Regions from separate parts of the Homo sapiens genome. Here region 2 is linked to region 1. Evidence: chromatin loops called from intact Hi-C (ENCODE). Cell type or tissue: dorsolateral prefrontal cortex. All regions are shown on one strand.

The links. Hi-C counts contacts between places; a loop is a spot of excess contacts. Peaks named below come from ENCODE experiments on the same cell type or tissue, not always from the same donor. Only the 100,000 strongest peaks of a DNase experiment are listed, where the experiment ranks them.
Region 2: it touches region 1 in a loop (2.4-fold over the local background); 2 of 110 quality-filtered maps call a loop at or near these places.

What each region holds. Positions count from the first base shown.
Region 1 is chr6:97,500,576-97,504,575 of GRCh38, forward strand. The region is part of intron 1 of LOC101927314 (a long non-coding RNA gene); the gene reads left to right. Among named protein-coding and RNA genes, the nearest start is that of MMS22L, 220 kb to the left of the region's middle. In dorsolateral prefrontal cortex, a CTCF peak has its summit at 1,509 (motif pointing right); no DNase peak of the experiment used is centred here; H3K4me3 peaks cover 1,004 bases; H3K27ac peaks cover 1,111 bases.
Region 2 is chr6:97,584,345-97,588,344 of GRCh38, forward strand. All of the region lies in intron 1 of LOC101927314 (a long non-coding RNA gene), which reads left to right. Among named protein-coding and RNA genes, the nearest start is that of MMS22L, 300 kb to the left of the region's middle. In dorsolateral prefrontal cortex, a CTCF peak has its summit at 2,219; no DNase peak of the experiment used is centred here.

The DNA of each region.
Region 1 (4,000 bases):
TAGATAGGAAGTGACTGTCTAAGATCTCTGGATCCTCTAGGGAACTTTCAGACAATACTAGTTAGTGATTCTCATGTACCTTTTACTGGCCAAAATATATGTTAGTTAGCCTTCTGTTTTTTTAAAAAATGTTTGAGGTCTGTTTTAAAGAGTGTCTGTAAGAAGGATATAGCAGTAATAAGAGGGATTAGTTACAAGTAGGTAAGGGCAGAATTATTTATTTGTTACAAAAAGTCCAATAACGTTTAAAGGCAATGATTGTCAGGTTAGAAAACAATTCATCATAGTGAAAAAAGTAATGCAATGAAAGGAGAAATAATAGAATCTCATAATGGGAGAATAGACTCTATATTTGAAAATATTTTGCTGAGAGCACCCTGATACCAGGAACAGATGAAGTGAGTGACCTCACAGGGCTTTTCTAATTTCTGTGATTCCGTAACGGAGCACTCTGAAGGTACCTTGCTTATGACATTTCTGGATTTACATTTTACCACATAATGAACTGCTGAATGATTTTGGTTGAAACAGTTTCCATATTATTGGACGAGTCACCTCATTATTGAATGGAACAACTTCACAAAGATTAAAACTGGAACTTGACTATAATGATTTTCTAAGTTCATTTTATAATCAGTGATGCAATGCTTCATATTCATATTCATAAATATAAAAGGTTTTGGGGACTCTACATGTCAATATCATATGCCATTAAACTTATGCAATTTATTTTTATAAAATACAAAAAATGACCAGAATGATATGGAAACTATAGAGTGCATATTTCCTTTTTATTAGTACTTTTTTCCTCCCATCTCATACAGCGCCCAATTTAGGGCAAAGACAAAACGAAAGTGTATCTTGAATATGCATCACAGGTTCCAAAAATGAAAAGAAATTGGATTTGGATAGCACTTACTCAATAGACAGATATGATACATGGTAAGAAGGTGCACTGTCTGCCCTGTGATAGATTAAACTACTTTGTAGGAAAATTACTGTGAGCCAGTCACCACCACCACCGTGGCTAAATCTTTAATAAAATTCTCTTCCATATTCAGGAGTGAGGTATGAAGTACACAATAAGCAAAGTGAAGTAGAGTGCCATTTATCAAACACCGACCAGGTCTGTAATCTTCTGCTTTATCCTTTCTTTGTACTTTATTTCTTTATTGTTACAAGGAGGGATATTTACCCAGAGCAGTGGGCATGAAGCCCTGATAAACCTCCTCCTTCCTGTCTTTCCCCTTTTCTTACTCCTTTTCGTCAGCCTTGTCAGTATAATTTGTTTCCTTCTAGGTGGTCTTTTGCTTGTTTGGCATTCTTTTTTCTCTTCTTTTCTCTGCCTTTCTTTGAAATGTGCATTCATGATATGGGAAATGACACCAAAACTACAGGAAAATGCAATGGGAATGCTAACAACTACAATGAAGGACTGTCCAGGATGCATTCGGTAATGACTTTGAATGCCTCTTGGCAAGATAGCAGTATTAAAATGTTGTAGACAGCCCCTGGGTGGCAGTGCACAGCCGGTCCTGATGCCATCAAAAGCATTTTCAAAGTAAAGATTTTATATGTGGGTGTATGTGTATATGTGTAATATATATATGTATGTAATATATATGTTATATATGATGTATGTATGTATATGTAATATATGTATGTTTCTATATATGACATGAGTATGTGTTATATGTATATTTGTGTGTGATATATATACATGTATCTATGATGTAGATATGTAATATGTTGTATAAAATATATTTTATTATATATATACACACACAATGCATTTTTACCCAGCTGCTCCCAAACTAAAGAATTTAAAAGTAGCTTTCTATTTGAAAGATACAAATGCTCTATCTAATTTATCTCTTATTTCTTAAGTACAATAATGATAATTTTGCTAAAAATGATTTTCATGTTTAAAAATCATATACTGAAAAGGTCCTAGATATTCTGGCCATGTGATAATGTCTGAAATGTCTTTGAAACCATGCAGATATAGGTACAGATGCAGAAGCGTCTAGAGGGTAGTGAGAATGTGGCTGGAGGTATTTTGTGCCCCTCAATCTGCACACTGCCAGTCTATACAGCAGCCTTGGGGGTAAATTATTTTTAGTACTATTATAACCCTTTTTTATTGTTTGAATAGCAGTTTTATGACAAAACATTTATAGTCAGGCTGTCTTTGTACTTGACTGAAAGAGAGCAATCATGGAGAGTGATAAGGCAACAATGGTAATGATAACTGCATTTATAAAGATGTACAGAATTTAAATGGGTGTGCTAAAATAGACTGGCGGTAGTTCTCTATCTGTACTTGGAGCAGAGATGGGCACAATTCTTGTGGCAGAGATGCTTTTGTTATTTGGGGCAGATGACAGAGAGAGAGAGAGTGTGTGTGTGTGTGTGTCTGCGTGCATGCACACACATGTGCATGCTTTCCTTTGTCATTGTTTCTTCCTTTCAGTTAAATGCACCTGATATGTAGTTGTAGGGTTAGTAATAACAAACAGATAAATATCCTATATTCAGATTGACAATTATCATGATTTTGTGAGATTATGATAAAATGCAACTGCATTTCTGCATAAACTATTCAACTGAAGTATTAGTTCTTTAAAAATTATGATTATTTGCTCTTATCTAGCATTGGTCTATTTCTCTGTCTCTTGAGAATCTACCTCTCATGAAAAATTGATAATTTTCTCTGAGAAGGAGAGGAGGATGGAGGGGAGGGTGCTGTATCTCAAAACATAATTCAAGAGTGAGAGTTTATTCTGTCTGCTTGGTACCAATGGTTTTCATATATTTTTACAGTTTCATCAATTTTCTTTATTTCTAATGTTCTGACCATAAGTAAAAGTGAAGCTTCTTCAGGTCCAGTTACATTCCTTTGTTTCTTTTTTAATTTTTAGATATTTTGTAGCATTAACATAATGATATAACATAATAAAAAGGGTTGACATTGTACAATTGCCTTGTGCTCTACATAAAACTAAAACCATACAATGTGGGTTAGAAATAGTATCTTCTCTTCACAAGGTATCCCCAAGGTCTCTTAAAATCAGCCATACATTGCTGAAGTCTATATTTTGTCTTCCTTGGCCCACTCTCCTCTTCAGCAAAGTTAATAACTTCTATCATGAAGGGAAAAAATCAATTTATTTGTGTCCTACCTTGTTTCAAAAAGAAATTAAGGTGACTTACAAAGATACATAAAATAGATTTAAAACTAAGTGAGGGAAATGAAAGCCAAAGGAAAGCCAGAGAAGGAGGGAAGGGTGGAGAAAAGAGTAACTGTGGAACCAAATGCCTATTGTGAACCCCTATGTGCCTGTGAGACTTGGGCTGCAGATTTAGGTTTTAGCTCTCTAGCAGCCAATACAAAGATGGAAACAATTCCAAGATACACAGAGTCAACATCAAGAGAATAAATAGATTTCTCAGGAGATATGCAACTATTTCAGGGTATTCAGGCTTATAGGAAATTTATCTCCTGGGTTGTAATAGAACACTGTGTAATCCCAGGAAATATGTTTCTTAACTATAGCCTATGGTAAACACACGTGTAAGTATAATAAAAACTAGTTGTAGCATCTTGAGAAAGCAAAAGTCAGTGAAAGCAAGTCTAAAGTTTATTCATTCAGTAGTCATCTATTTAATGTGTCCTCTGTATTCTGCAACAGGCAGGAAATGGAACAGTAGAATAGTAGTGAGCAAGAGCCATAGCCTCCTGCCCTCATCAAACTTACAATTTTTTACTGAAACTGACATCGACAAATTAGTTATGTGTGTGATGAAAAATCCTGCAAGTGATGAGAAGGAGAAGACTCAGCTTAGGTCTCGTAGTCTAACCTAATCATCAGGTAGATATCACAAAAACTGGAGCTACATACAATGTAGGCAGCTGTATACAAATGGCACTTCTTTTTTAAAATAAAATTTATTTTAGGTTTGGAGGTACATGTGCAGGTTTGTTACATAGGTAAACTCA
Region 2 (4,000 bases), 84 kb after region 1:
GACTGCAACTGTGGATTTGTATGTGAGTGGATTTACTTTTGAGCATTATAGAAGATAGACCTGTGTTGACTTTCTTATCTGCTGGTACTTCACCCTGCTTGTAGCCTCCAGCCCATGAAACATTTCTCTTAAATCAAGGTTAAAAAATAACTATTTTAGTTCTGAAAATGATAGCTATTTTTGATCTTATAAACCTTGATTCAAAACCTGAATATAGTACTTATAAACTTTCCAAAGTTGAATAAATGATTTAATTCTCTTGACCTCAGTTTAATCATCTGTGAGATAAGAAAAATAGTATTTACCCCAGAGAATTCTGTGTGAATTAAATGAAATTATAATTATTGTCAATTACAAGGTATTCTGTATTAGTTTTTTTTCTTGCCTTCCTCCCTCCATCTTGTCCTCCCTCCCTCTCTCCTCCTTTCTCTTTCTTCTTTGCTTTCTTTGTTTTCTTTCTCTGTCACTCATTTTTTCTTTTCCTCCTTCTTCTAATATATAATTCTCCAATCCAAAAATGTTTTCATAGTTACAATTTTGTATTTGATGATTATTTATATTATGTGCATTAAAAAATTCAACCCAACATTTATTGAACACTTCCTCTGTGCGAGTCACATTGATAGATATTAGGATTCAGAGATGAAATGAAGACAGTGTTCCTGCTTTCAAAGTGATAAAAACTGAAATATAAATTAACTAACAGTTACAATACAGTGTGACATGACCTGTTTTGAGCAGGAAGTGCTATGATATACATAGGCATCCAGGTCAGCCTGGATGGTCAGGGAGGCCTTTTTTTTTTTTTTTTTTTTTGAGACGGAGTCTTGTTCTGTTGTCAGAGAGGCCATTTGTAGGGGAATGCACCTCATCTGTTAGCTGGGAGAAGGAATGATCTAGGTAGATCAAGAAGGAAATCAGGCTGAGCCCAAGAGGGCCTAGCATGTTTAGGTACCTGAGAAGGTTAGTGTGGTTCTAACACAGGATGGGAAGGACCACGAAAGGAGCAACAAATAGGATAGTGTAAGTAGAGATGAGATGATAAAGGCCTTTGTATGCTATGTTTAGAGGTTATACCATGTTTTTCTATCTGTTCTTCATCTTTTAAAATTTTGATTGGCTCTATAATACATATATTATTCATGTGCTCTTTTGCCTGTCTCTTCTTTTCTCTAGATGATAATCTCTATAATGGTGATTCTCAAATTTGGCTACACATTAGGATCACCCATGGGAGGGGTTAAAGAAATTATGAAGCCTCAGCTCACCCCTACAGATTCTGATTAAATTGTTATGGTGGTCTGGGTAGGGCAATGTGATGTCTTTGATTGACAGTGACTGCTGCCTCAGGCAGTTTCACTATTCTTTTTGGACAGTTGAGTGTTCTTGCAGGGGTTTCCTCATTCATTCTTTCTTTTGTAACTGCTGTTGTCCATAAGTTGCTTGAGAGAACTAACAAAATCGTGTCTCATGTAACAAAGTTCCAACAAAATTTGGACCTACAACGATGAAAATAAGATTAGGAAGTCAAGACTAGTGGGGAAGAGTGAGGGTCCTCACAAGCAAAAGTTAAAAGTAAGAAAGGGTGAGTAAAATACTTGTTAATGTAAGTTTCTGAGAAAACAAACTTCTCCTTATGATTTAGCATTAGCAGACATTTGTGATCTGGGAACTGCTTTAGACAATGAATACTACGGTGGACATCTATATGCATAGACCTTTTCATGGTTTTTTTGAGTAGTATTTCCAGCAGAATTACTAGGCCTTGCAATTCTTTCTAAAAGGTTGTACTGATATACAATTGCTACCAGCAATGTAAAAGGACCCACTCCAACCCTAACAATGAAGCAGCATGCTAACTGTGCATTTTCTCATGGTCTCAGAGTACTGTGAAAACAACATTATACACAACAGGCCAGTTACAAAGGCTATCTTGGGGTAAAAGAGAAATGGAGAGTGAGTTGTGTGTGTGTGTTGTGGCATTCCCTCTCTCATTCCTCATGGAGTAGCAGAAGGGATATTTCTCCCCCTCCAGCAAAGCTGGAGAAGCTTTAAGAAATCTACTTTGAGAGGGGAAGTGTCTTATGTCCCCTGAAATTTAAGGGAAACAGGAACTGCTACCCAACCCAGGCCTGAGCAGTCCCAAAGTGACAGCTTGGCTGGTTAGATCCTGTGAATGTAGAAGAACTAGCTGAATTACCCACAGGGGGAGCTAAGATGCTTGAGTTTTCCAGCAGACCAAATGAACTGGATGAAGGGAAGCCAACTGTATTATCTTGAAAGAGATTCTGCTCTGGAAGATTCACCTTCAGGAGAAACAAGTCTTCTGGGTTGGGGGAAACTTTCCAATAGATAGAATATCCATACTGTGAAGCCTCAGAAGGTAGGGGACTGAGGAAGTTTGTCTTAAAAGCCAGCATAAGATGACATCCTCTGCTTTCAATGAACCAAGAAGTTTCCCAAAATGCCCTGGGAAAAAAACAAGCAGTCCTGATGTCAGAGACAGCTCATTAGCCATAGTACACTGTCCCTTTCTCTTAATTTACTCCTGCAGACCCAACTCTAGAGGGACCAAAATAGCAGCTAGAGAGTAGTTACAAAGAGGTGGAGTGAAGAAAATGTGAAGAAGCTGCTTATATTCTTTTCCTTCCTGTGGGTTTCTGAGTCCAGGGCAGGCCAAAACTGGAGGAGGGAAGAAGAATGTCATTAGCTGATGATCTGTAGTTTTGATATTAGACTGAATCGAACTTTTACTTTCTGCAAGTGACTGCAAATAGCTTTGAAATCTGATCAATCAGGAAAAGTGGTGGGAAATAATAAATTAATTGTTACCTGCTTGTGACTGATCCAGTAAAGTCTCAGTAAATACAACCATTACAACTTCAGAATATTTTCTCCTACACGTGCTTTTTATCTGAGTTACTGATTTTCATTGATTGGGAGTTCTAAGTGAATGTATATTAAAATCTGTTGATCTTTTCCTTCATTATTTTTTCTTTGCTTCAAATCTGAGAAAGTTATTCTTTCGTAGATCTGATATTCTATTCTCTTTTCTATTCACTTTTCATCAATGTATAAAAAACATTTAACAACTCTCTGAAGTTTACTTTGGCATGTAGTAAAATGTTCATTTAATTTAAATTATCCCAGATTACTATCTATAGCTGAAAATTGGCAATTTTTTATTCATTCACATTGTCCTTCTATATGTGAGTCTTACTGTTTTTTAAGGCCCACATACTTGGGACCTATTTATGTTTGATAAATTTGAAACATACTTAGAGATTTATCTTATTCTTGAGTCAGGCTGAAAGTGGCAGGAGGAGTGGGTTGTAGCTGGTGGGAGTGAGCTTAGCGTATTCTGAGCAGCATTTGGCTCAACTGACCACTCCTTCCTTTTAAAAATTGGGCCGATTCTTGCAAGAAGCCACAAAAGAGTTACTCTCTTCATTTTCTTCTACCTCTTTTCCCTTGTGTTTGCCTAGTTTTTTCCACTTCTATCACTACATGTGGGAATTCCTCTGGATTTGATTTTGAATCTGTGTTCCTTTTCTATGCTTTCTTCCCAGGAAACGCAACCACTAATAATTTAAAATATATATTGATGGCACAGTAAGATTAAGTCTTCCAGCCAGGCCCGGTGGCTCAAGCCTGTAATCCTAGCACTGTGGGAGACCGAGGCGGGCGGATCACGAGGTCAGGAGATTGAGACCATCCTAGCTAACACGGTGAAACCCTGTCTCTACTAAAAATACAAAAAAAATTAGCCGAGCGTGGTGGCGGGCGCCTGTAGTCCCAGCTACTCAGGAGGCTGAGGCAGGAGAATGGCGTGAACCTGGGAGGCAAAGGTCTCAGTGAGCCAAGATCGCGCCACTGCACTCCAGCCTGGGTGACAGAGCAAGACTCTGTCTCAAATAAAAAAAAAAAAAAAGATTAAGTCTTCCATCCTTACAGCTTCTCCATGCTCTAGATTCCTATGTCCAGTTGTCCCTCATTGTAG